5 separate regions of the Homo sapiens genome follow, and regions 1, 2, 3 and 4 are each linked to region 5. A link is a loop called in an ENCODE intact Hi-C map of the cell type or tissue named here. Cell type or tissue: endothelial cell of umbilical vein. All regions are shown on one strand.

Region 1 (5,000 bases), 350 kb before region 5:
ACACTGGTGGGTGTGACTTTGTAGGTGTGACAGTAGGTGTGACTGTGGCTTGGGGAGGCTGGGGTCAGGAAGGCTTCCCCAGGGTGGGCAGAGGGCTGATGATGGCTGTGGCTTGTGTTTTCAGGCTGGTCCCATCTGGAGTGTTGTCCCTAGTCCAGTCTGGGGCCTGAATCATTTCTATCAGTGCCTAACCTAGAAACATCTGATTTCTCTAATCCTCTTGTTTGCTCTGACAGTCCCCCGACCGTTCCCACCTTTTCTTTCAGCTTATGTCCCCTGACGTAGCTTAGCACTTTTGTCATCACTGGAACACGGAAAGGTGATTTTCAGATGGAAGGGTAGGTGTGAATTTTTTTTTTTTTTTTTTTTTTTTTTTTTTTTTTTTTTTTTTTTTTTGGTAGGTGAACTCCAAGTGGCAGAGAGCCCACCTGGAAGTCAGCTGAGAGCTGGAGCTCTAAGTAAAGGCACTCTTGACAGGGCTCTGTCTCCTACTCTCGAACAACCAGGGAAGTGAATGGCAGCCGTTGGCCAGGAATTGATTGCATTAATTGATATGCCAATAAGAACGCTTGTTACATCCGCCATTGGTTAGGAGGCCAGCTAACAAGTCCGCTGATCAATGGCACCAATAAAGATTTCATCCATTAATGAGGAACGTGGTAATTAATGTTATCCATAAACCTATTAGCCTGGCTAGCTAATGCACTGGTTAGTGCCATGAGTGGCAGTGTGGAAAGTGGGCAGGGCATGGGTTGGGACTTAGGCAGGATCGTGGGCACCATCTTGGCAGGATCGTGGCCTCATCTTCAGGCAGGTTTATTCCAAACGTAAGCACATTTCAACCTCCTGGCAGAGAGAGAAGTCAGGCTGAGCCGGCTGGGCCCCAGGCTGGAGTATGGCTGAGCCCTGCTTTTGTCCCCCTACCTGCTGGGAGGAGACCAAGCCACGTTTTTCTCTTGCAGCTCCTCTGGCTGCAGAGCTTTCCCACGCAAGTCTCTCAGGGGCTGTTAGGGGCGTAAATGGAATGACTGAGTTCCCGGGTCATTCCAGTCCCAGCTGGGCACACTGTCCCCAGGGACACTCTCCGTCAGTGGCTCACACGCACTGCCCTGTGCTCCTGGAGGGCGGGCGTTGGCCTCTTCTGGGAACCATGAGTGAGTGGTAAAGTAATTAACATCCCCCACCCCCGGGCTTCATTAGGAAGAAAAATTTTGCTAGACGAAAGAAAGAAGGAGAAACAGATGATTTGAAGCTGTGCCTTTTTCCTTCCCCCCTGGTTTTTTGAAATGACATCAGTGGGTTGTTTGCCAAGCATAACCTGGCAGCCCGGCGCTCTGCCTGCCTGCCTGAGATTTCTGGGGACCGTGCAGCTCGCCAGCTCCAGCCGTGGCAGCATGCCAAGGTGACGTTCCGTGACTAAGCAGAAACGAGGGAAAGGGAAAGAGGGAGGAAGAAGGTATGTGTGGTTGGGGAGCTGGGGGAGAGAGTGGTCCTGGGTCTGGGCGTGGCATGGGGAGATGAGGAGGCATGTCTGGGGGCATCTGATCAGGAGGGCGGGCAAGAGGGGCAGGCACTGGCAGGCCAGGAGGTGTTCCAGTGGCATAGGGGGTGGGAGGGGGGGCACAGGGTGATGGCCGCAGACCCAGCCTGGGAGGCCGCCGAAGGGGTCTGACTTAGGAGGGAACCAAATGAGCCACAGTGAAGGTGACAGCCCAGAGGGCCTGGAACTGTTGAGGAGGAGGCTTAGGAAGCTTTTATCAGCATCAGGCCTGATACTCCACAGCGGAGTTTCCTTTGCATTGTTAGGTATTGACCCTCAGAGACCCCTTGTGGATTCCCTAATTGAAAATTAATACTAGATCAATGCCATGGGCAATTTGCATATTGATCATAAACAACTTTGAAGGCACCGAGTGTGCGGCAGATCAATAGGGCTCGTGAATAGGCTGCAGAGGGAGCACCTCCCAGTACAATGCGCTCCGAGAAAGGTTAATGATTTAGGAAGTTCCTAACTGCTTAGCGCAGGGAACAGCCCCCACACCACACAGCATCCCCAAGAGCAATTAGTGCCAGGCCTGAGCGCCTGCCCTCCATTCCCCCTCAGCACCCCCATCCCCAGGAGCGGAGGGAGGGCCACTGTGCTGGTGTGAGGCAAGGGGCTGGCGACCTGTGTTTTTACAGTTGCCTTTTTTGGTGATGGATGAAGTCTTGGGGCAGTTTATTCTGGGAAGCTACTGTAAAAGGCAGCAGCTAAGTTCAGGCTCCAATCATTGTCCTGACCCCTTCCCCAAAACACAGTTCTCCTGATGATGTGAATGGAATGAGATGGAGGAGGGGAGGAGCCTGGCTGCACCCAGCCTCCTCCCCCTCGGGCTTCAGATCAATGTGGAACCTACATTAACGTTTGCTTTAAGCCGTGATGGGTTTGGCCCTGGTTTGCTTCCTGTTCCATTCAGCTCTCATCTTTGGGCTTTTATGTCTTCGCCCATCGCTTACTCTCCCCTGCTTTGCGTCTGCTTGTTTTTGCTCTGGCTTTAGGCCTTGCCTTTTGGGGTGTCCCTGTTGGGTCCCCAGCAAGCCTGGAAAGGAATTCACTCCTCTGGGGAGATTCCCTTTACCTGCCACCCCTCCCCTTCTTTATCCTGGCCTCCATCCATCCCCTCTTTTCCCTTGGCTGCGGAAGCTGTGTGTGGATCAGCTGCCCTGGGGGTGCTCCGGGCTCACTTCTTAACATTGCAGCAAAACCTGGAACACTCCGGGGCCTGACCACTGAGTTTCTTGGAGCTCCCAGGGTACCAAGAGATGGCTGGTCCTAGGTTCAGGGCCAGATGCAGCCTGCAGAACTAATGCTGCCTGCCTGCACCTAGCTGCCTTGCTCCAGCCCTGAGACTGCAGGGTGGTGGCACCAGTAGCAGAGAGGTCTGCGTGTCACTAGGGGGAGACACGTCTTAGGTAGTGCTGAGTTGAGCAGACTTTCTTCTACAACAGCCAATTTGAGAAAAATAAAGTCCCCCCTTCATCCTCAATACCAAATTCATTTTGTACTAGGAAGTGCTAGCTTAAAATAGCCCTGCCGAGGTCACATAGTTTTCTATGGCTTTTAAATTTACAAAGTCCACTGAAATACATTTAGGTGCAGGGACAATGCATTTCCATAGAAGGGACATGCAGAACAGTCAGTAACTAATTTCTGCATTTGCACCGCAGTAACTAATTTCTGCATTTGCCATTCTGAGCCTTGAGTCCTTCACCCCAGTCTTGGTGCTGCCCTGTCCTCTTCTCAGGGAGAGGCTTCAGAGCACGATGGTCAGATGGGTCCTTTGGTTTATGGGCGTCCAGACTGTCCAAGTGCTGCAGCACCGCCCATGGCAAAGGATAGCCACTGGTCCGCTTCCCCTCTTTGTGTTTCTTCACCGTGAGGCCAGCTCTACCCCCACCCCTGCCAGCCCCCAGTAAATGGAAAGGTTCAAAGAGATTTTATCTGTATCTGCAGCCACATCCGTATCTGCACTGATATATTGCACATGCATGTTTAGGGAAAGACAGGAGTTTTTCTACTGGAAATCCCTGCCGGGGCCACCAGCTAAAGCCGTGCAGGTTGTCCCCCACACAAACAGTTCTCTGCTAAGGGGGATGCATAAAGACTGCAGTCCATCCCAGACACTACCTTACCCAGCAGAGGGAGTGGTGGGTCTCAGGACCATATGTGCCCAGAGGAAGAGGTGCTGGAGGAGCACCTTGTTCTGACTTTCTCAAAGGTACCTTTCATGCTCACAGTGCCCGTGGCCTGCAGTGGGTAGCAAGGCCTACAGGATGCTGCCCAAGACCTCTCTGAGCTTATCCCCTGCCTTGTCCCTTCTCTCCCTGCTTAGCGCTCAGCGCTCTTCCAGCAGGCCAGCCCTCCTTCTGTGCCCTGGGTCTTTGCACGTGCCATGCCTCTGCCATGTGAGCCTCCTGTGGCTCACACTCTCACTTCTTCCAGGTCTGTGTGCAAATGCCACCCTCTCTGAGCTTCCCATGTTAAGGAACTCCCTGGATTCCTTTTTCTACTTTATCGTTGACCCTTAGCAGCCTCTGACTTAGAATATGCTCACTTACTGAGCTGCTTACTGTGTTTTACTCTCCCCACTCCTTCCTGCCCCTGCCCCATGAGAGCAGGGGCTTTCCTGTTGTGTTCACAGCCGTGTTGTCAATGCCTGGGGTAGGTGCCACATGGATATGTGATGGGTGGGCGGATGGATGGACAGACAGCACAAGCACAAGTGTGTGTTCTCCTGTGAAGGCCACCATGGTTGGTGCCTCTAGAGGTAGCCATTAAGCATATGGTCCTTGGCATCAGCTGTCACCTCCTAGCTATGTGACCTTCACCAGTAATTTAACCTCTCTGAGCCTCATCTGTGAAATGAGAGTCCTAATACTATCTACTTCAGCTGAGTGATGATTGTGTTGCTATTGTTAGATACTTGCTAATGACTTAAGCCAATGGAGGCTTTCCAGGCGCGTGGTATTGGTTTTTGTGATCAGGCTCTTGGTGGTGAAGGGGTCTACACAGGCAGGAGAAAGGGAAAGTCGTCAGTGTTTTGTACTGATTGGTCTGGGTCACAGATGCTTTGCGGTCAGAACATTTGGGATTGGGGCAAAGAAGATGGCAGCCAGAACACAGGCTCCTGGGGCAGGACGGGGGTGCCGTGACACAGAGCGTGGGAGCACGTGGCGTGGGGCAGTGATGTGAGTTGGGGGCGGAGAGCCCACGCAGGCCTGGTTCAGGGCCGGGCGTGGCTGCAGCCCTGCCAGCCCAGCGGGCAGGTGCCGGGATGTCCCTGTGCATGCGATGACTTCATTATGGAGCCTTTCATTGACTTGGCTGCACTGTGCTGATGAACTGAGACTGGGGACAAGAGCACATAATTGAGGGAAATAAATTCCCATCACAGGCCGGGCTGCAGCCAGGAGTGTGCGTCCTCTAGGCGTGTGTGTGGTGGCAGGGGGAGGGGGTTCCA
Region 2 (5,000 bases), 1.4 Mb before region 5:
ACTTAGTTTAGGTAAACCTGATGCAGAAACATAAGAGAATTCTCCTGCATGTCGTGACAGACCGAATTCTTTCCAGTGGGGCTTGTCTGCTCCGCACTGCAGCCCCATCCATTATGTGAAAATGGTTCCTTGTTTCTCTGAGATATCAGCGGACCGCACAAGCTGAGTTTCTTTAAAAATACAGAGACAGTTCATCTATAGACTTATTCTGAATGAGTGAGTATGTGTGGTCCAGCTCATTTAAAGAAAGAAACACTCCACAAAAGCCACCAGTCTTATAGAAGGTGCTACCAGGGACTGCATATTTGAAGAGCGGATGTAGTACTTTGTATTCAGTTCCTTCCCAATGCCACATACCCTTTGCCTGTGACATGGAAAAGTAAGATTTCAGAATATTAGAAAATGTCAAGTGTTAAAAATGTGTTCATACTCTTCTCGCCTATATCATCAAAGGGTTGGTAAATAAGGGGTGCAGAGACATGTCGTTTACATTTTTCAAGGTATTTTGGAAAGATTACTATCCGACTGAAAACTTTTCACCAAGCAAACTTTGATATTCTTGGTAGATGTTAAAAAGCAACAGAAATAAATAGACCAGGCACATCTAATACAGTAGATCAGTTACTGCAAAATTATTTTGTGTTCTGTTGGAGACATTTAAATGGAGACTGCACACACCTTCTGGGATGAGACTTGAGAGATTTTACTCTTAGATAGAAGCATTTCAGGTTAATACAGAGCTACACTGCTCTAAGCCTGAACTTCACTACAATTTTAACTTCACTAGCCCTCTTGAATATAAGGCCTGTGTCTCCCCAGACTCTAACTTCTTTTCTTACTTTTATCCCAATCTCATCTTTTCTTACAGAGTGATAATTTTTAAAAGCTCCACATTGAAGTTGCAAATTACGTCAAATCCTGAAATTAAAATGTTGTACTTTCCTGTTCAGATTTCCTGTTATAGGGAAAAAAAGAGTTCTCATTTAAAGATGACCTATTTTTCAGTTTATTATTTGCCTTTGAATAGTGAAGCCCCTTAATTTAAACACTTTGAATAAAATAGCTCCGCAGCCCTCTCTCCCATCCCCCATCTAAACCTCTCTGCCTGCCGGAAGATTTCATTTTGATGGCAAAATTTTTCCCTTGCTTTTTGGGGCAAATCTGACAGCGACCTTCCATGAGCCAACCTCTTCCTTTTGTTTCCTCCGGAGAACTTTCAAGGGAGGCCTTTGGAAAGGTCAGGAATGCTCATCAGCCCTGAAGTAATGGAACGTGTAGAATGGAGATTGTTACTCTCCCATTCACGCCGATTCCACCATGTTCTTAGTTCCTTTAAAAATGTTGTTTCACACACCACCATGAATCAAAGCCAGATAGAGACTGGTGAGAACTAATGTATATAAAATTGAAATTAGGATCCTATAACAGTTGTTATCAGTAGGGTGTAATTTTGCCCCCCTCCTTCCCCAGGGGACATCTAACAATGTCTGGAGACCTTGTTGATTGCTTTAACTGTGTGTGTGTGTGTGGGTGCGCCAGTGGCAAGTAGTGGGTAGAAGCCAGGGACACTGCTCACCATCCTACAGTAATTATCTGGCCCCAAATGTCAACACTGTGGAGGCTGAGAATCCCCGCTGTTTACTTACACTTATACCTATACATGGAAAATATTGGCAGCAGCTTTTAGGCAGGAACTTACTCTCTTTTTGCTAGTACTAGTGAAAACAAATTCTTATTTAATTACAGTGATAGTCCCTTCTTGCTTCTTAACTATTGCCTGCCTTAACTGGAATTGCTTCATCTAGAGAGTGGAAAATGGTGACCCTACCTCCTTCCCATTTCTCATTTTAAAAATCACAGGGCGAACCAACCAGAATGAAAGGGAAGCGTGCAAATGAGCAAAGGACATGCCGGTGGAAATGTGGGAATGGCTTACAAAACCTCGGTGAATTCTTATTCTTAAAAGGGACCTTAGATTCTCCATCCCATACCGCATAAGAACATATAAAAAGAGACTTTGTGCTTATGAAGCCGGGGGCTTGATCTGTGTCTGCTTTTTTTTTTTTTTTTCTCCACCTGCTCCTGACCACGATGGTAGTCTTTCCTATTGTGATTTTAGGTATTAAAAAAGAAAAAAAAAACCTTTTGCAGAGCAAATGCTAACACAAACTGCTTGCGAAAAATCACAAGCTAGAGATTGCAGAAAAGGACCCCAAGGTCGCTCGCTGCTGGTGATTATTTTTCTGGGTGTTGTTAACTTGGTCCTCAAGAGAAGTTGGAAGAAGCTAAAAAAGAGAGGCTTTCGCTGGAAATTAAGAAGCAAAATGCTGGGAGGAGATCTCAGAGGAAGAACATAATGATCTATAATAGGAACTGATGTTTCCACAACTATATATATATATATATATATATATCTTATCTTTTTTGAACAGTGAAGGATGTAGGACTGGATGTCTTTCCAGTTACATCTATCAGCCTTTTAAACTAGCTCTGCTGTTTCAAGTGACGTTGAACTTCACTTTTCCAGTAGATGGCATTGTAGTCTGTCCAGTGGAGAAGAGCTTCCTTGAACCAATAAGACTTAATTTTTTTTTCTTCTGAGCAGCTTCCTTGATAATGTCCCCCCTCCCTCTTGCATTAAATACTAGCTTGAGGTTATAAATAACAATCTTGTTTTCGCTAGTTACCTGTAACTCTCAAAAGATTTGACTTAAGAAAAAGAAAAAAAAAGAAACAGTAGATAATTTAATATCCCTATATCAAATGAAAAAAATATAGACTAGATCTGGGAGTATGGCATATGGATAAAATATGCAACTGTTTCAAAATGAGAGCTGATTCTGGTCTTCCTAAGTCTACTTTTCCTATTAATCCATTATGCTTATACCATTTTAGTGTCGTTGTGAAGAGAAGGCTTAAAAAAGTTTTACTCTGTGTCAAAGATTTTTCAGATACAATAGGTTCTTCTTGGCTGAACCCCTAACAAACTTTGCATCTTCTTTATTAACTGTTTTCAAACTCTCTTTATAAAAAGTAATCACCTCTCGGTTTCATGTATATTACCTGTGGGATGAACAATTGCATAATTTTTGGTGAATTATAAATATGATTTTCATGATATTCTGTTTCCTTCATTTAAAACCATTAAACCTAAAAATAATAGCACCAATCGATTGAACCAGCAAGAGTTGTCATTGCTTGATGTTAGAAAAAGGTGCCAATATGTATTTTATTATTATTACTATTATTTTGCTTAGTATTAAATGAGGGTCCCTCACTTTAAGTAGTCAGAATATTACACTGGGTTTCAACCAAAAAGAGAAATGATGGTATGGAGAAGATATATATATGTATATATATTTCTAAAAATCTCATGATGAAGCTTTCTCTGTTAAATATCTTTTTTAAATAAAGAGATTGGATATGTTAACCATTAGAATCAAAATGGATTTTCTTTTTTGGGGGGAGTTGAACTTTGAAGATGAAATCACCATGTTTGTGTATGTCTTTGTGTGTGTTTTAATAGAATCTGAGTTGTCCCTGAAGAATCCTTTTTATCTGTGAGGCTTCCATGTTCTCTTTTTAAAAATATTTTGCTAAAACTTTAATTTTTTTCCTCCGAACAAAATCCTCTTTCCACTGAATATAATCTATATTTCCCTGATAGTCATTTGGTAATAATATTTGACTTCCATTTATCAATACTGTTTCTTTCTATTATTTTTAATCACAAGATTATGAGCTGTGTATTTAGTTATTATTTAAGCTAAATGGTGTCTTTGGCTGTTAGCTCAAAAAGATAATGTCCCAATATCAGGATTAAGTTTTCATCTGTATCAACTGGCTTAAAAATACCCAACTTGATTCCTTTTGAATTAACTGAGTCTTATTTTATTATATTTTTTCAATATCACCAATCACCATAGTAACCACTAGCTGTCAGTTCAGCTTCTGACATTTTTCTCATTTGGTAAGATTTCAGAATTGCCATCCTCCCTGCCAACATGTCATGAACAAGAAAAAAAAATTGCATGAAGAATCTAATGGGTGTCTGGTCTGATTGTCCTCATTTGTGGCAGGAAAGACAAAAACTGATGAATTGTGAAATGTATTCAGAGGGTTCAAGGAAGCAAGTGCCTGGGACCCCCCCCCGACCTAACCCCCCGAACCCAACCATCTCGTTTCTTTTTGTTATGCTTGATGCACCATACATGCTTATTGTGACACTTGGGTTTGTAGAAATTTAAGATTAACAATTTTTACATTCACCCTGCTGATCTCTCTCCCTTACCTTGTTGTTGTTGTTTTTTTTTTTTGAAAGTCATCATTAAAAATAAAGTTACCAGGGCTCGTATTTAGCATGATTTCTCACTCGTATCATAGATTTTTTAGTAAGTCCAAATTGGCTTCACAATATTTAAGATGTGCTTGCAAATGTACAACTCTGCGTGGGAGCCAGATGTGGACCGTGAACCCACACGGTGGGTTTTGTGTCTGTGTGTGAAGGTGGTGGAGAAAGGACATTAGACCCATTTGAAAAAAGAAACAAAGCTCATTCTAGACCTCTTCTAGGGGGTTGTTTTACATGGTTAAGAAAAGTAAGAGAAATGCAGTCTTTTCTAGTTCTTTCCAGCATTCTGGTTTAACAAATGAGTAGGGAAAAAAGCCTATGCTAATGAATTCCTACCCCACATATCCAACTGGGGAGTTGATTAAAGGAACTATTTCTATACTCAAGTATTTTCTCCCTTTTGGTTTCCAGACTTATTTTAGCAAAAAGCAAAAAAAGAAAAGTGATAATGTACTTTAGCTAATGTAAACATACAAATTATTGAATATATGTTACTGATAGGATACACACATATACCCCATATGTGGATCTTATCACTGACACTTAGGCATGACATTTAATATGCATGTGGTCTGAATACAAGTAAATGTATTAAATATATTAGCCTGTGTCTGCATGCATACAGATGGTCATCGTGTTAACATACTCT
Region 3 (5,000 bases), 280 kb before region 5:
TCTCCCGCAGATTCCAGATTCCTATTCCTAGGCGGTTATACTGTTGAGTAGACTTGTTGAAGCAGGTCAGCTGGGCCAAGGCATGGAAGCAATTTTCCCTGAATGGATTGTTCTTATTTCTTCCCAGGCCCTTCCTCCACACTTTCCTATTCATCATCTTCTCTCTACCCTCCGAAAGCATCCAGTCAGCTGCAGCAACAGAGGTCAGAGAGGAGGAACACCTGTAGAGCCTGTTTTGTTTTTGTTCATGTGGCCGTGCTAGCTTTCTTGCCTTCGTTCTCTCTTCTCCTGTTGCCGCTCTCCTCCAGATAACTTCTCTGGGGACCTCGTGGCCATACTATTTTTGTGATGAAGGCCTTTGGTGCAAATGGGCCCCAGCTAGAAACAGCTAGCTTTGGGGCCTCTAGACTAATTGCAGTTGGGCAGAGTGAATGGTAGCTGGGAGTACTTGGCAAAGAAAATGTGAACTAGCGGGTGTGGCACATTGGGCAGGAAGGTGTTGGAAGTTGTTTGGCTGGAAGGGGAAGTATGGGAGCTAGCCAGGACTGAATCTTCATTAGAATACAAGGTTGTCCAGCCCTGAGCCTGGTGGGATACTTCTGGAAGTTGTTTGGCTGAAAGGGGAAGTATGGGAGCTGACCTAGGACTGAGTCCTCATTAGAATACAAGGTTGTCCAGCTCTGAGCCTGGTGGGATACTTCTGGAAGTTGTTTGGCTGAAAGGGGAAGTATGGGAGCTGACCTAGGACTGAGTCCTCATTAGAATACAAGGTTGTCCAGCCCTGAGCCTGGTGGGATACTTCTGTTGGAAATGTTCGTTTTGAGAGGATCCTTCAAGCCTTGACATCTCAAACTGTGTGCCAGTGACACCGGTAAAACGTCTTGAGCTTCAGCCCTACCCCTGCCCAGACTGACCGGTGATTTCTGTCTCCATTCCTTTCAGCTTTAACGTCTCCTAAGCCGAACTTGATGGGTCTGCCCAGCACAACTGTTCCTTCCCCTGGCCTCCCCACTTCTGGATTACCAAATAAACCGTCCTCAGCGTCGCTGAGCTCCCCAACCCCAGCACAAGCCACGATGGCGATGGGCCCTCAGCAACCCCCCCAGCAGCAGCAGCAGCAGCAGCAACCACAGGTGCAGCAGCCTCCCCCGCCGCCAGCAGCCCAGCCGCCACCCACACCACAGCTCCCACTGCAACAGCAGCAGCAACGCAAGGACAAAGACAGTGAGAAAGTAAAGGAGAAGGAAAAGGCACACAAAGGGAAAGGGGAACCCCTGCCTGTCCCCAAGAAGGAGAAAGGAGAGGCCCCCACGGCAACTGCAGCCACGATCTCAGCCCCGCTGCCCACCATGGAGTATGCGGTAGACCCTGCACAGCTGCAGGCCCTGCAGGCCGCGTTGACTTCGGACCCCACAGCATTGCTCACAAGCCAGTTCCTTCCTTACTTTGTACCAGGCTTTTCTCCTTATTATGCTCCCCAGATCCCTGGCGCCCTGCAGAGCGGGTACCTGCAGCCTATGTATGGCATGGAAGGCCTGTTCCCCTACAGCCCTGCACTGTCGCAGGCCCTGATGGGGCTGTCCCCAGGCTCCCTACTGCAGCAGTACCAGCAATACCAGCAGAGTCTGCAGGAGGCAATTCAGCAGCAGCAGCAGCGGCAACTACAGCAGCAGCAGCAGCAAAAAGTGCAGCAGCAGCAGCCCAAAGCAAGCCAAACCCCAGTCCCCCCCGGGGCTCCTTCCCCAGACAAAGACCCTGCCAAAGAATCCCCCAAACCAGAAGAACAGAAAAACACCCCCCGTGAGGTGTCCCCCCTCCTGCCGAAACTCCCTGAAGAGCCAGAAGCAGAAAGCAAAAGTGCGGACTCCCTCTACGACCCCTTCATTGTTCCAAAGGTGCAGTACAAGTTGGTCTGCCGCAAGTGCCAGGCGGGCTTCAGCGACGAGGAGGCAGCGAGGAGCCACCTGAAGTCCCTCTGCTTCTTCGGCCAGTCTGTGGTGAACCTGCAAGAGATGGTGCTTCACGTCCCCACCGGCGGCGGCGGCGGTGGCAGTGGCGGCGGCGGCGGCGGTGGCGGCGGCGGCGGCGGCGGCGGCTCGTACCACTGCCTGGCGTGCGAGAGCGCGCTCTGTGGGGAGGAAGCTCTGAGTCAACATCTCGAGTCGGCCTTGCACAAACACAGAACAATCACGAGAGCAGCAAGAAACGCCAAAGAGCACCCTAGTTTATTACCTCACTCTGCCTGCTTCCCCGATCCTAGCACCGCATCTACCTCGCAGTCTGCCGCTCACTCAAACGACAGCCCCCCTCCCCCGTCGGCCGCCGCCCCCTCCTCCGCTTCCCCCCACGCCTCCAGGAAGTCTTGGCCGCAAGTGGTCTCCCGGGCTTCGGCAGCGAAGCCCCCTTCTTTTCCTCCTCTCTCCTCATCTTCAACGGTTACCTCAAGTTCATGCAGCACCTCAGGGGTTCAGCCCTCGATGCCAACAGACGACTATTCGGAGGAGTCTGACACGGATCTCAGCCAAAAGTCCGACGGACCGGCGAGCCCGGTGGAGGGTCCCAAAGACCCCAGCTGCCCCAAGGACAGTGGTCTGACCAGTGTAGGAACGGACACCTTCAGATTGTAAGCTTTGAAGATGAACAATACAAACAAATGAATTTAAATACAAAAATTAATAACAAACCAATTTCAAAAATAGACTAACTGCAATTCCAAAGCTTCTAACCAAAAAACAAAAAAAAAAAAAAAAAGAAAAAAAAGAAAAAGCGTGGGTTGTTTTCCCATATACCTATCTATGCCGGTGATTTTACATTCTTGTCTTTTTCTTTTCTTTTAATATTAAAAAAAAAAAAAAAGCCCTAACCCTGTTACATTGTGTCCTTTTGAAGGTACTATTGGTCTGGGAAACAGAAGTCCGCAGGGCCTCCCTAATGTCTTTGGAGCTTAAACCCCTTGTATATTTGCCCCTTTTCAATAAACGCCCCACGCTGATAGCACAGAGGAGCCCGGCATGCACTGTATGGGAAAGCAGTCCACCTTGTTACAGTTTTAAATTTCTTGCTATCTTAGCATTCAGATACCAATGGCTTGCTAAAAGAAAAAAAGAAATGTAATGTCTTTTTATTCTCAGGTCAATCGCTCACACTTTGTTTTCAGAATCATTGTTTTATATATTATTGTTTTTTCAGTTTTTTTTTTTTTTTTTGTTCCAGAAAAGATTTTTTGTTTTGTTAACTTAAAAATGGGCAGAAAGTATTCAAGAAAAACAATGTGAACTGCTTTAGCTTTCTGGGGATTTTTAAGGATAGCTTTTCTGCTGAAGCCAATTTCAAGGGGAAAAGTTAAGCACTCCCACTTTCAAAAAAAAAAAAAAATAATAACCCACACACACAAAGAGTGTTGAGGACTTGTAGCTTAAAAAAAATAAGTTTTAAAAACTGACTTTCTGTATTTATGATAGATATGACCATTTTTGGTGTTGAGTAGATTGTTGCATTGGAAATGAACTGAAGCAGTATGGTAGATTTAAAAGGAAAAAAAAAAAAAAACCTTTTGTGTACATTTAGCTTTTTGTATGGTCCAGCTGACAGCTCCTCATTTGATGTTGTCTTGTTCATTCCTAGCAGATGATAGATTGCAATCCGTTGATTCGCCTAAGCTTTTCTCCCCTTGTCCCTTAATTCCACTTTCTCTTTCTTGTCCCTTAATTCCACTTTCTCTTTCCTTCTCCCACCTCCCGTCCTATAATCTCCCACTTAAGGTAGCTGCCTTCATTTCTTAGAGGGAGCTGCAGAATTATTTTATAAAACTAAAGAAAGAATTTCAAGGGATTCTAGGGGTCATTAGGATCCTCACAGATTATTTTTGGTTGGGGAGTTGAAACTTTTTAAAGGCATATAATTCTAGTTACCTGTGTCTGTTAGCTTTGTGCATTTATTTTTTATTTATCCTTCTTTTGGCTTTTTTTTCTTTGTACCCCTTCTTTTCCTCCTTGTTTGGTAGGAGCTTCAAATATTCTTTTTTTTTCTATACTAAAGGATTTGTTTCCATTTGTGTAATTGGCTGTGTACTTTTCTTTTCTAAAAAAAGTTTTTGGTTAGGGATTTGGTTTTTGGTTTTGTGTTTGTTTTTTCTTTCCTCTCTCAGAAAAAAAAATTTCATGCTTTAAATAAAATCCAAAGACACACCCTTTCACTGCTGATGCAGAAAAAAGGGAAAGGGTTCTTGTTACTTGAGAATTTGTTTCTGATTTAAACAAACAAGACTTAGTTTAATAAAAGAAAGAGAAAAACAAAAGATTCCCAGGTTGTTATGTGCTTCTTCTGCAAGCAGAGAGGCAAATGTTAATGACAATTCCATATACCAAAAGACACATTTTTTACTTCAAAGTTTTGTCCTTGTGTTAGGCAGTCTGAGCAGCGAGTGATCCAGAGCGCAGCCAACAAAGCAGCAGATAGCAGTGTACAGAAAGCAAAAAAGGAACTGTATGTGAGGCACTTGTTTCTGTTAATATCCATATTCCTGTTAACACACACCCTTTCTCATGTAAAAAGAAAAATAAATAAATGGTCTGAACTTTGAAAACTTTGTGCTGCTAAAACATAGATTTTGGAGACAAATAAATAGATGCTTTGCTGTTTCACTTTCATAGCTAAACATCAACAGAAACCATCTCCCCTTGCCCCCAAAGTGTGAAATCCTTCTTCCCTTCGTTTTCTTCCTTATGTTTCAAAAGGGAACTTTGAAGACTGTGAATACAGGTTCCATTGGTCACCTTTCGGGCTTCTTTCCCCAGTGCTGAAGCCACTCATCGACTTTGCAAAAGACTGGAGCATTCCAAGATCTGAAAATGGATTTTTTTTCTTTTTTTCTTTTTTAGCCGGGACTATTTTATTTTTATGAATTTGTTTTTAGTTTAATGAAATAGTAGATCCTGAAATGTTGTACATATTTCTAACTAGGCTGATGCACAGTGCAAATTCCTTTTTTAATTGTTTTT
Region 4 (5,000 bases), 670 kb before region 5:
ACCATGTTGGCCAGGCTGGTCTCGAACTCCTGACCTCAAGTAATCCGCCCGCCTCAGCCTTCCAAAGTGCTGGAATTAGAGGTGTAAGCCACCACACCAGGCCAAGTGGGGTTTTCAGCAGGGAAATGGGCTTAATCTGATTTGGGTATTTGGTTGGTTGGTTGGTTGGTTTTGAGAGGGGGTCTTGCTCTGTCACCCAGGCTGGAGTGCAGTGGCGCTATCTCGGTTCACTGCAGCCTCCACCTCCCAGGTTCAAGCGTTTCTCCTGCCTCCCGAGTAGCTGGGATTGCAAGCATGTGCCGCCATGCCTGGCTAATTTTTTTTTTTTTTTTTTTTTGTATTTTTAGTAGAGACGGGGTTTTGCCATGTTGCCCAGGCTGGTCTTGAACTCCTGACCTCAAGTGATCCACCCACCTCGGCCTCCCAGAATGCTAGGATTATAGGCATAAGCCACTGTGCTCGGCCCTGATTTGGGTTTTTAAAGGATCCCTCTGGGTCGCTCATTGATGAGCGGACTGCAATGGGGCAGGAGAAGAGTGTGGGGACCATTTAGAAGGCATTACAGGTTTCCAGCAAGAGGAGATGTGACTGGGCCAGGAGGGTTACAGTGGAGGAGATGACAGGAAATGGTGGGTTGGAGGCAGGTTTTGGCTGTGTGGAGATTTGAGAGGCAGCCCAAGCAGTGAGGATGCAAAAAGAAAACACGTGAACTCAAACCTAATACCAGCCCCCTTCTACCACTAAAGACAGGGAAGAGAGAGAGTCGCGGAATAGATTCCTTGAAATTGGAAGAGTTTCAGGTATCTGACCAGGATCCTGCCTCGCTGTCAATATAAAACTTAAATGCCCGTTGCCTGCATGTTGCGGTTTGGCAGCCCTTATTCCTCCTTTTGTTGTTGTTGTTGTTGTTGTTGTTGTTGTTGTTGTTGTTGTTTTGTGTGAACACACACACCACCCATTCCTGATCCACTGAGGCCTTAGAAGGCATCAGCAAGTGAGGTTTCCTCCTGTGACCAGGAAGGTCTCCATGCAGAGAAGAGAGATCTGCTACCCAGAAACTGAAGTTAAGGAAAAAAAGGTGGCTCGCCTGGGGGAAACACGTCCAGTGAACCTCAAGCCGGTCATTAACTCTGCCCAAAGCCTTGAGGACGCTCACACACTTGGGAATTTTGGGAGCCCGGAAACTAACTGCAAAGTTTATTTTCAGAACAAGGCACAGAGAAGGAAGCAAAAGATAAACAGGGACCGAATGTTTTAATTATTTTACATGGTTCCACCCCAACACCATTCCCTAAATCTTAAAGGAATGAAGGTCCGAAGGGGTTTATGGGAGAGCATTTTATTCCTTCCCCTTTCTGCCATACAGGCTTGCAACTGCCCTGCGCCCCCACTTCTATAGCGTTCCCTTCATGGGAATGGCAGGGTATATCCGTGGCTATCTTGTGACTTTGGCCAAACCTGGGTGTCGGAGCCTGGTGAGTTTCCTGGGCGGTTGTGGTCGTTTCAGAACAGTAGCCACATGGGATGCTCTCCAGGGACCGCCTCTGAGTTGCATGGATACAGTTCTTCATCTGGGTTTTATAGGGAACAGGGGTCCTGACCTTGGAGTGCAAGAGAGCAGAGCATTGTTAGTAAACTGTCCGGGGAAGACTTTAAGAAAAAAGAATGAGGTGGAGGAAAGGGAAACTGGGAAGGGCCAAAGGAATCCAGATCCTTCATCACGTTCAGGCACAAGCAGACTCCCTGGGTGTGGCCTTCGGACTCGCAAAATCGACTCCAGATATCTTGGGGAGAGCGAGAAGAGAGGACAAATATGCCGGGGCGGGAGGGGCGGGGGGAAAATACCTGCTAATGCAATTAACTGCAAGTGGAAACGACAAGCCGTCGCCCACGGAAGATCTCAGAAAACACAGCTCGAAAAAGTACAAAAGTCCTTCAGTGTGAGGTAATGAGGCGCATCTAATTATATTTAAGAAAGAAACAGCAAGAACTGCTTTAAAAGCCTCCCCTCAGTCTTCCCCTCTCAAACCAGTATGGATCCAAAACCCAGAGACATCGTTGCTTCAGAGAAAGTGAGGAATTGAAGAGTGCATCACAGGAAACAAGGTTATTTTCCCAGAACTGAGAAAAACTATCACATAAGCCCTTCCCTGACTGTTCTCTTTTCCCCTCCCAAAAAAAAAAAAAAAAAACAAAAAAAAAAACAAAAAAACAGTCCCATCAGGAAACAGCAGGGGGAGAAAGAAAGAAAGAAAAAAAAAAAAAAAAACCACAGGCAGCCCCACCATGAGAAATCAAGGCAGTCGAAATGACATTTGACACCGCCAGGCCACAGCTGAAGAACAAGGGAAAAGTTTTAGGGCGACTGTCAATGACCCATGGTCCTTCACTCCTAACCTTGCTCCTAGCATATGTTTCTCATTTCCTTGCTTATAGCTGGTCCAAGCTAATGATATGTGTTTTGGCCGGGATCCCGTGCTTGGCATACAGCCGGTCTTGTTCTCATTGTCCGGGCTACTTACAGAAACCTCTTTCTCTGTCTCTTTCTCTCTCTCAAAAAACCGGCTTTAAAGAACAGTAAATATGCAAAACAGCCCCCACGCTCTATAGAGCTACCATCTTGAACACGGCCTACGCCATCCTCACACACCCCATCAATAAAGGCCTGAAGAGACTGCCCACAGGAGAGGGGTAAGTTCAACACAAAAGCAGTGGAAATTCAAACAAATTGGCCCATTAGAGTCTCACACGGCTATAAATACAGCTCGGCTGGGGCTATTTTGAGGGACGGTGGCATGGGAAAGTTCGGCCTGGAATCTTGAGTCTGTCAAAGGAGACGGATCTCTCCCAAGACATGGGAAGAACACGAAGCGCCTGGCGGGCAGGAGGAAGGAGGGCGTCGGAGCTGGTCAGTTTCAGGGCCAGATTACACGTGGATGGCAGAGACAAGGCCGGGCCTCGCCCCTGCACCCCGGGGCTGCCGGACTTGCTGTTGGAGGCTTGGGCTCGGGTGTCACTCAGAGTGTCCATAACCTCTCAAAAGGCCGAACATGCTCTTTTCCTCCTCAGGGATCAATGGACCATTTCACTCTTCCTGAAGGACCCGGCAGGCGGGTGGAGGAGGGGTGGGAAATGGAGTGGCTGGCGAGTCTGGGCAGGACCCGGTCTGCAGTCAGCATCTCTGGCGGACCCAAAAGGGAATTTTTTCCCATTTTTTTATTGATACATAATCATTGTGCATATTGATGGGGTAGGTGTGATATTTTGATATAATGTGTAATGATCAAATTAGGGTATTTAGGGTAGCCATCATCTCAAGCATTTAGTATTTCTTTGTGTTGGGAACAGTTGAGGAGGGCATTTTTGCCCATTCAACCCCAAAGGTTGACACCGGGTACGTGTATGTTACAAAATCAGGGGCACAGTAGCATGGATTTGAGGAAATGGGTCCCATAAACAAGAGTTAGTAAAATATGTAGGCAGAGAATATATATGCAGATGTCGAGAACTGCTTAACATTCCCCCTCAGGGTGTGTCAACAGATGGCAATTAACTGCTAACAGTTAGGAATCAGTAAACACAGAATACACAGACGCTTATGCATCGTGTACCTGCCTGCGCTGCAGGAACACAGATTCCCCTTTGCGGCTGTGAAATTGCAAGGAACGTCTGGGTTCACTCTGCCCGCCCCCCACCCCGCCCCCCCCGCCATTTTCTGTTCAGAAGGCACACCCAGGACAACTGTGGATTTACACATTCACTGTAGACCAAGCACTATCCAAGGCACAAGAGTCACACAGACAGAGCTCCTTCTGCCTGAGGCTTTCAGCCCAGTGGATGCATTTGATCGGTGCCTGACCCTACAGTTTCCTTGAAGATACCTCGGCATTTCCCCGGAACAGCCCAGTTTGTATCTATTATCCCAGAGTAATTATTAATAGCACTTCTTTTCACTCTCAAAAGCGTCCCAGTTTGGATGATAAATTATATGGCTACTCTATCTAGAATCCCTTTTTAAAAAGGGCTTTTTTGGGGGGATGAAATCTAATACACAGAGAAAAAAAGTGCAAAAATACAGCATCCTCTATTTGAGAGGCTCTTTGGAACTTGCTGAAGTCAAGAGAGGGTTCCCAAATGATGGAGAAAATGGCTTTAGCAGATTAAATTTTAATTAGTTCATAACAGGTTCCACCGCATTCTGGACTTGAATCCCTGCCGCACGCTGTCGCCGGTTCTGTAGTCCCAGACATTGTCGGCTCTGGATTTTCCACGGTGCGTCGGAAAACTCAAACTGACTGCCCTCTTCCACAAGCCTGGGGACAGCTGGGGCACATGAGGGCACTTGTCCCCATACAGCCTGGAGGGGAAGAGCCAATTCAGGTTTCCATGACAACACCCTTTCCTGAAAATCTCTGACTGACACTTCCTGGGGAGACAGGAAGTACAGACAGGAAGATCCCGAGGTCATTCTTTTCCTTTGTCCAGCTTTTCCCACCTCCCAGACTCTCTGATGATTTGACCTTTCCTAGCTCAGCATATCTTCTGCCAGCCCCATCAGCAAAGCTGTCCTGGGGGCAAAAAGCAAGCAACTGTTTCTGTCCGCTTCTTCCCAGCTGGCCAGTGAACACCCAAACTATTTCAACAATAACCTGCATCAGAGTAACTAGTGAGGGCTGGGCACGGTGGCTCACTCCTGTAATCCCAGCACTTTGAGAGGCCGAGGCAGGCGGATCACCTGAGGTCAGGAGTTCGAGACCAGCCTAGCCTACATGTTGAAACCCTGTCTCTACCAAAATAAACAAATTAGCTGGGTCTGGTGACATGTGACTGTAGTCCCAGCTACTCAGGAGGCTGAGGCATGAGAATCGTTTGAACCCGGGAGGTGGAGGTTGCAGTGAGCCGAGATCGTGGCACTGCACTCCAACGTGGGTGACAAAGTGGAGCTATGTCTCAAAAAAAAAAAAAAAAAAAAAAAAACTAGTGAAAGGAAGATGCTTCAA
Region 5 (5,000 bases):
GCTTTTCTATTTTAATTGTTGTGACGTTTGCATTATATTCTCTTCTTCCTTTTGGCAAATTTGTGCAATTTTAATGATGCTTTGGTATAGAAAAATAAGAAACCCGAGACAGGAACAGACTGGATGATTTTAACGTTGTCAGAGCTTCAGCTATTGTATACGATACTGTAAGATTTCAGCTTTCAGAGTATGTTTGAGGAATATTCCCTGAACTAGGGGGATCTTTCTTGATAAATTATTAATTTTACTATTGTTAAAGTTTTGGAGGTGGTGATGAGAGACTTCTTTTCCCTATCTTTTCATTTTTATTCCTTTTTTTTTTTTTTTTTTTTTTTTTGAGACAGAGTCTCGCTCTGTTGCCCAGGGTGGAGTGCAGTGGCGTGACCTTGGCTCACCGCAACCTCTGCCTCCCGGGTTTAAGCAATTCTCCTGCCTCAGTCTCCCGAGTAGCTGGGACCACAGGCACGTGCCACCACGCCTGGCTAATTTTTGTATTTTTAGTAGAGATGGGGTTTCACCTTGTTGGTCAGGCTGGTCTTGAACTCCTGACCCCGTGATCCGCCCGCCTCCGCCTCCCAAAGTGCTGGAATTACAGACGTGAGCCACCGCGCCTGGCCCTCATTTTTATTACTTTTATAAGCTGACTTACATAGAGGTATACTTATGAGTATGTGGCTTTGGGGACTTTTAAAAATAGGATTAGTTATTATAATCTTACATTCTAAAGGGAAGAATCATTTTTTTGATGTTAACAGTTCACACTCTCCATATATTATCATATGTGATGACACTCGAAAAAGAGACGTCCTAATTACAGAAGGGTAAGAGAAAGGGAGAGAGTTGGCATTAATGAATTGAGTGGTGTCTGGAAGTTTTTAGCAGGTTTCCTATATTAGGCATCTATAGATGAAGAATTAAACTTAAGTCTCATGCCCTGGCAGCATTTATTAACTAACTGAAATCTGCAAGTATTTCTTTTATGGAGAATGATAGGCAACCTATACTGGACAATTGAACTTAAAGAATAATGATTGGGTAATTATAGTGTTGAAAAGGATTTGAAGTTATAAGAAATCGGGAATTAATATAATAAGTATCAGAATCAAGAGACTAATAAGAAGGATGTATATATGCCAAAGCTCAACTAGACTGGTTATTAGAGTTTTAGGTGCTAGTTTGGAGTGGAGTATTGGAGGGACATGATTTTTGTTAGATTTTTAGTGATGAAATAAGTAGGGGAGAATAGAGTAGTTCTAAATGGGCTGGAACTATCTGTTGAAATGAATCTCCTCTGTGCCTTTCTTCTAATTGTAGGAGATGGTTTATTGGAAATCTCAAGTTTGAGCTACTCAGACTCTGTATCCCATCCCTCTAGGGCCAGCTCAGCCCTTCATTCTGTCAAAGCAGATAAAACAGAACAGCTTGCAATTTGCTATAAAGGGGTCCTTGGGATGAAGCATTTTAATGTCCATAAAGAGTAGACAAGACCTTCATTTTTAAAGACTCCCATGGAACATTTCAAACGGCATGAATTTGTCTTGGTGCCCTTTGCCAAAACTAATAGATTTAGGCTGTGGAGTTGTCGGAAAGCTGAGCATTCAGGCCTACTTATCATCCAATAACATTTTACTATATTTTTCTTATTTTAGCCCACATGCCCTAAAACTGACAACATATTGAGTAAATAATACTTACATAAGAAACACTACTAATCTTTAGGCCTATGTCAGTTAAACATAGAAGGAATGCAGAATTACAATAATATTATTTAAAAATAAAAAATCAGGTACAAAGATCTAATTGATTTAACTTGACTTTTTTTTTTTTTTTTTTTAGTTTGTTTACTTGTTTTTAATTTTGCCTCTGTTTATCATTCTGAGGGTGAGCTGCGTTTCTGGTTCAGATAGCTATTCCAATCAAGAGCCCTGAAGAAGAAATGGCACAGAGGGACTGAAGTGTAGTAAAATACAAAGTATGTTATTTTGAATTCTTCTCATGCTCTGAGAACAGGAATATCTTAAGCTTTGATAGAATGGTGCAATTTTATATTTTCCATTTGACTACTTTAAAAGGTTCATTGTCTTTTAATTAAACTACAGGGGGGAAGAGCAGAGATTAAAAGATATAGTACTATAAAGGGGATGGCTTTTAGCTACATGAGTGAAGACACCACAATAAAGCAAGATGGAGTGCAGCAACAAGTTTTGTGCCTTGAAGCCTCCTCTTGTCTGACTGTGGCGGTAATTTGGAGTTAATTTGTGCAGCTTCTCAATAAAAGACTTTGTGTTTTCTATTCTTTGATTCTTCATAGCATCTCTTCCCAGCTGTTCTTTTATCTTTCCTTTTATGTGGCCCAGTGCAGCTTATCCAACTAGATGTGATAAGGAGGCAAACCATTTTAGGTAAGAAGCTTGGACCAGGCTCAGTACATGAATATTTTCTATTTATCACCTGCTTTTTATTTTCTACAAAATGACTACCTCAAGTAACACCTTCCATGAATCTCCTACTTTCTACTCTCACTGACAAGTAGAGGCCCACTTTTCTCCTGTAGTAATTTTGTAGTTTTAGCATGGGGTGAATGTTTGTGATTCTGTATTTGGCACTATATTACAACTAGTAGTTGTCTTATATTCCTTTGTCTGCATGAAGATTTTTTTTTTCTTTGTGTCTGTTTTTCTCCCCTTGCTTTCTACTCCCCCACATGTCCCCAAGTCCTTCAAGCCAATGAGGCTGTGGTGACACCTTCTGGGCAGTGCTGGGAGTGAATTACAGTCATAAGTTCCATGGTGGTGTTAACATACCAAAGATTGGGTGTACAATACTAAATTTGATTTGCTTCATTAGAAGAATTGATATTTCATTCTACATGTGCTCAGAGTGTCTAGAACTTGTGAAATATCAATGTTATTTCTTAGTAATAAGCAGTGATTTGTAGTTAGTTACATAAAAAGCCAATGGGCCTGTATGCTTAATCAACGTAGGAGTATGGTGCTTGGTTGGGCCTGAAAATAAGTTAACAGAGCAAATATTAATGTTTTCATGTTATTAGATTATCAACACTGTACTTCTGCTTTTTTTTCATGACACAGCAGTATTAGGTTATATGCCAGTGTTTTGTAGCAGTGGGAAAAATGTCCCATAAACAATCTCTGTAGAAGCAATGTCATCCACCTCATCCATCCACTGTCGGAGAGTACAGGATGAAGGTTTCTCCAGGGCTGTTCTTATCTATTCATGTCTCGTGTTAGCTTTAACAGATGTGTAAGGAGTCTTCTATGTGGCCTTTGTTGGAAACTTGCCTTTTTCTGAACAAACTTCATTCCCTCCACCTCTACTTCAAAGCGGATGTAACTCTTTCTTGTATTAAAAGATTTTAAATGATAACTTCTTCACACAGATAGCATGAAACAGTAAATATGCATTTACTATTACCAATTTACTTATTTTTTGTTGACCTCTGCTCGGACCCTAATTATGATAAAAGCTGTAGTTTCTAATGAAATCACTAGATAGTTTTAGCAAAGTTGCCATTACTATATCTCCAAGAAATTGGCTAATATTAAAATACTTATAAAATACCAAACTTTATAAGTTTGGTATTAAATAATTTTAGGGCTCTCAAGAATCTTTTCTCCAAATGTAGAGGCACCAAGCAACAAAGGCGTGACTGGCTGTCAACGTGGCTATAAAACTTCCCAGCTCTATAACATCACCTTAGGGCAATGTCAAATGGAAAAGCACAAGACATTCAACTTAAGGGTGAGGATGACCAATACAGTTGGATATGCAGACTTTAAAATGGCACCACATTCCTTATCTTTGCCTTTTGCATCATCCTTTGGTCAAATATTGCGTAGCCAATGTGTAATACATACATTTATGTTTGGTACAGAACCCAATATTTCTACTATTACTATATAATAAAATAAAAGCAAGAGCACATTGCTTTGTAATTTTGATTTGCAAACAGATGGTAGATAGCTGGAAAATAGACTAGAGCTATAAAAAATTGGGGAAAATGCTTTCATGAAATTAAAAGAAAACTGACTTAAAATACTAAGGGTGTGAATGGGTAACAAAATATCATGTAGTAAATGTGAAGATGATGGTTTTATTTGAAGTGGGGGGAGGGAGGAAAAAAGCTAGAAGGAGGCAAAAACACAATTTGGCCTAAAATTGAATTTCTCTGATAAGGCATTTCAGAAGCGGCTTGTCTTATTCACTCAGCAGCAAAATAATCATATGCGCTTTAATAATCTTTATTTTACAGGAGTGCGTTGCCAGGGTAACGGAATGTAAGCAGGGGAACAGCACCTTGCAGATCACAAAGGCAAATCTCTGGAAAGAAATTTCACTGAGTTTCTCTTTTCCTTACCAGTGTAATAACAACTCGTATTTTCCCTGCACTATTTAATAGTCTCACATAAACATTCTTTCCCATTTCCCTTTTCTGTATCTGTTTAAACATGGACAATAGCATAAATCTGAAACTGTCAAGCTCAGTGAGCTAAGCAAAAAAGCAGATGTTATACCTTTAGCATTTTTATATAATTACTTTTTATTGCTATTTTACCCCATCTCCATTCCTCCTGACCTCATTGTTATTTCCTTCTCTCTGTAAACCAATCTGATGATAGTATTCCAAGTAAAGGGGGTTTGAAGTAGGAGTTGGTATTTGGCTATATTAATCAAAAATTATTAGCTAAGCTTGCCTGTATGGAGATTCTAAAGAGGCAAAGATTGCAACTGAAACATCTGTTTTTGGAAGAGGGTAAATTGAATTATGTAAAATGGAGTGACAAGCATTCAGGCCAAAAGCTGCAAAAATAATTATTTCTTTATACTTGTGCACATACACAAATAAGTATACACACACAAGACAGGAGTGAAGAAGGAAAAGAAGCAAATTTAGGTTATTTTAGCTTTCCGCTGGGCACTGGAACCTCAGTTAGTTCTGGGAAATTGTCTGATTTGAAATTAACAAAATGAAAGTTGCC

Evidence for each region. Peaks named below come from ENCODE experiments on the same cell type or tissue, not always from the same donor. Only the 100,000 strongest peaks of a DNase experiment are listed, where the experiment ranks them.
Region 1: it touches region 5 in a loop (6-fold over the local background); 19 of 110 quality-filtered maps call a loop at or near these places.
Region 2: a loop joins it to region 5, with 22 times the contacts of the local background. A loop is called at or near these places in 40 of 110 quality-filtered maps.
Region 3: a loop joins it to region 5, with 5 times the contacts of the local background. A loop is called at or near these places in 7 of 110 quality-filtered maps.
Region 4: a loop joins it to region 5, with 3.0 times the contacts of the local background. A loop is called at or near these places in 2 of 110 quality-filtered maps.

The regions. Positions count from the first base shown.
Region 1 is chr16:72,845,257-72,850,256 of GRCh38, reverse strand. All of the region lies in intron 4 of ZFHX3 (zinc finger homeobox 3), which reads left to right. Among named protein-coding and RNA genes, the nearest start is that of ZFHX3-AS1, 180 kb to the right of the region's middle. RefSeq lists a silencer at 2,884-2,943 and an enhancer at 4,346-4,845. In endothelial cell of umbilical vein, a CTCF peak has its summit at 2,908 (motif pointing right); a DNase peak (open chromatin) is centred at 1,366; H3K27ac peaks cover 1,809 bases.
Region 2 is chr16:73,876,355-73,881,354 of GRCh38, reverse strand. It overlaps a transcript of ZFHX3 not described here. Among named protein-coding and RNA genes, the nearest start is that of PSMD7-DT, 340 kb to the left of the region's middle. RefSeq lists a silencer at 2,411-2,705. In endothelial cell of umbilical vein, no CTCF peak of the experiment used is centred here; a DNase peak (open chromatin) is centred at 2,534.
Region 3 is chr16:72,784,791-72,789,790 of GRCh38, reverse strand. It overlaps ZFHX3 (zinc finger homeobox 3), which reads left to right. Exons shown (of 10, transcript NM_006885.4): 10 at 943-5,000. The coding sequence ends at 2,627. The region is part of intron 3 of ZFHX3-AS1 (ZFHX3 antisense RNA 1); the gene reads right to left. Among named protein-coding and RNA genes, the nearest start is that of ZFHX3-AS1, 120 kb to the right of the region's middle. RefSeq lists an enhancer at 658-1,273. In endothelial cell of umbilical vein, no CTCF peak of the experiment used is centred here; DNase peaks (open chromatin) are centred at 1,650 and 2,130; H3K4me3 peaks cover 1,062 bases; H3K27ac peaks cover 1,219 bases.
Region 4 is chr16:73,170,201-73,175,200 of GRCh38, reverse strand. It overlaps a transcript of ZFHX3 not described here. Among named protein-coding and RNA genes, the nearest start is that of ZFHX3-AS3, 60 kb to the left of the region's middle. RefSeq lists enhancers at 2,884-3,733, 3,804-4,303, 4,304-4,805. In endothelial cell of umbilical vein, CTCF peaks have their summits at 2,050 and 2,252; DNase peaks (open chromatin) are centred at 2,450 and 4,430; H3K27ac peaks cover 1,999 bases.
Region 5 is chr16:72,500,030-72,505,029 of GRCh38, reverse strand. All of the region lies in intron 6 of LINC01572 (long intergenic non-protein coding RNA 1572), which reads left to right. The region is part of intron 1 of LOC124903718 (a long non-coding RNA gene); the gene reads right to left. Among named protein-coding and RNA genes, the nearest start is that of LINC01572, 160 kb to the left of the region's middle. RefSeq lists an enhancer at 2,668-2,737. In endothelial cell of umbilical vein, a CTCF peak has its summit at 2,750 (motif pointing left); a DNase peak (open chromatin) is centred at 2,719.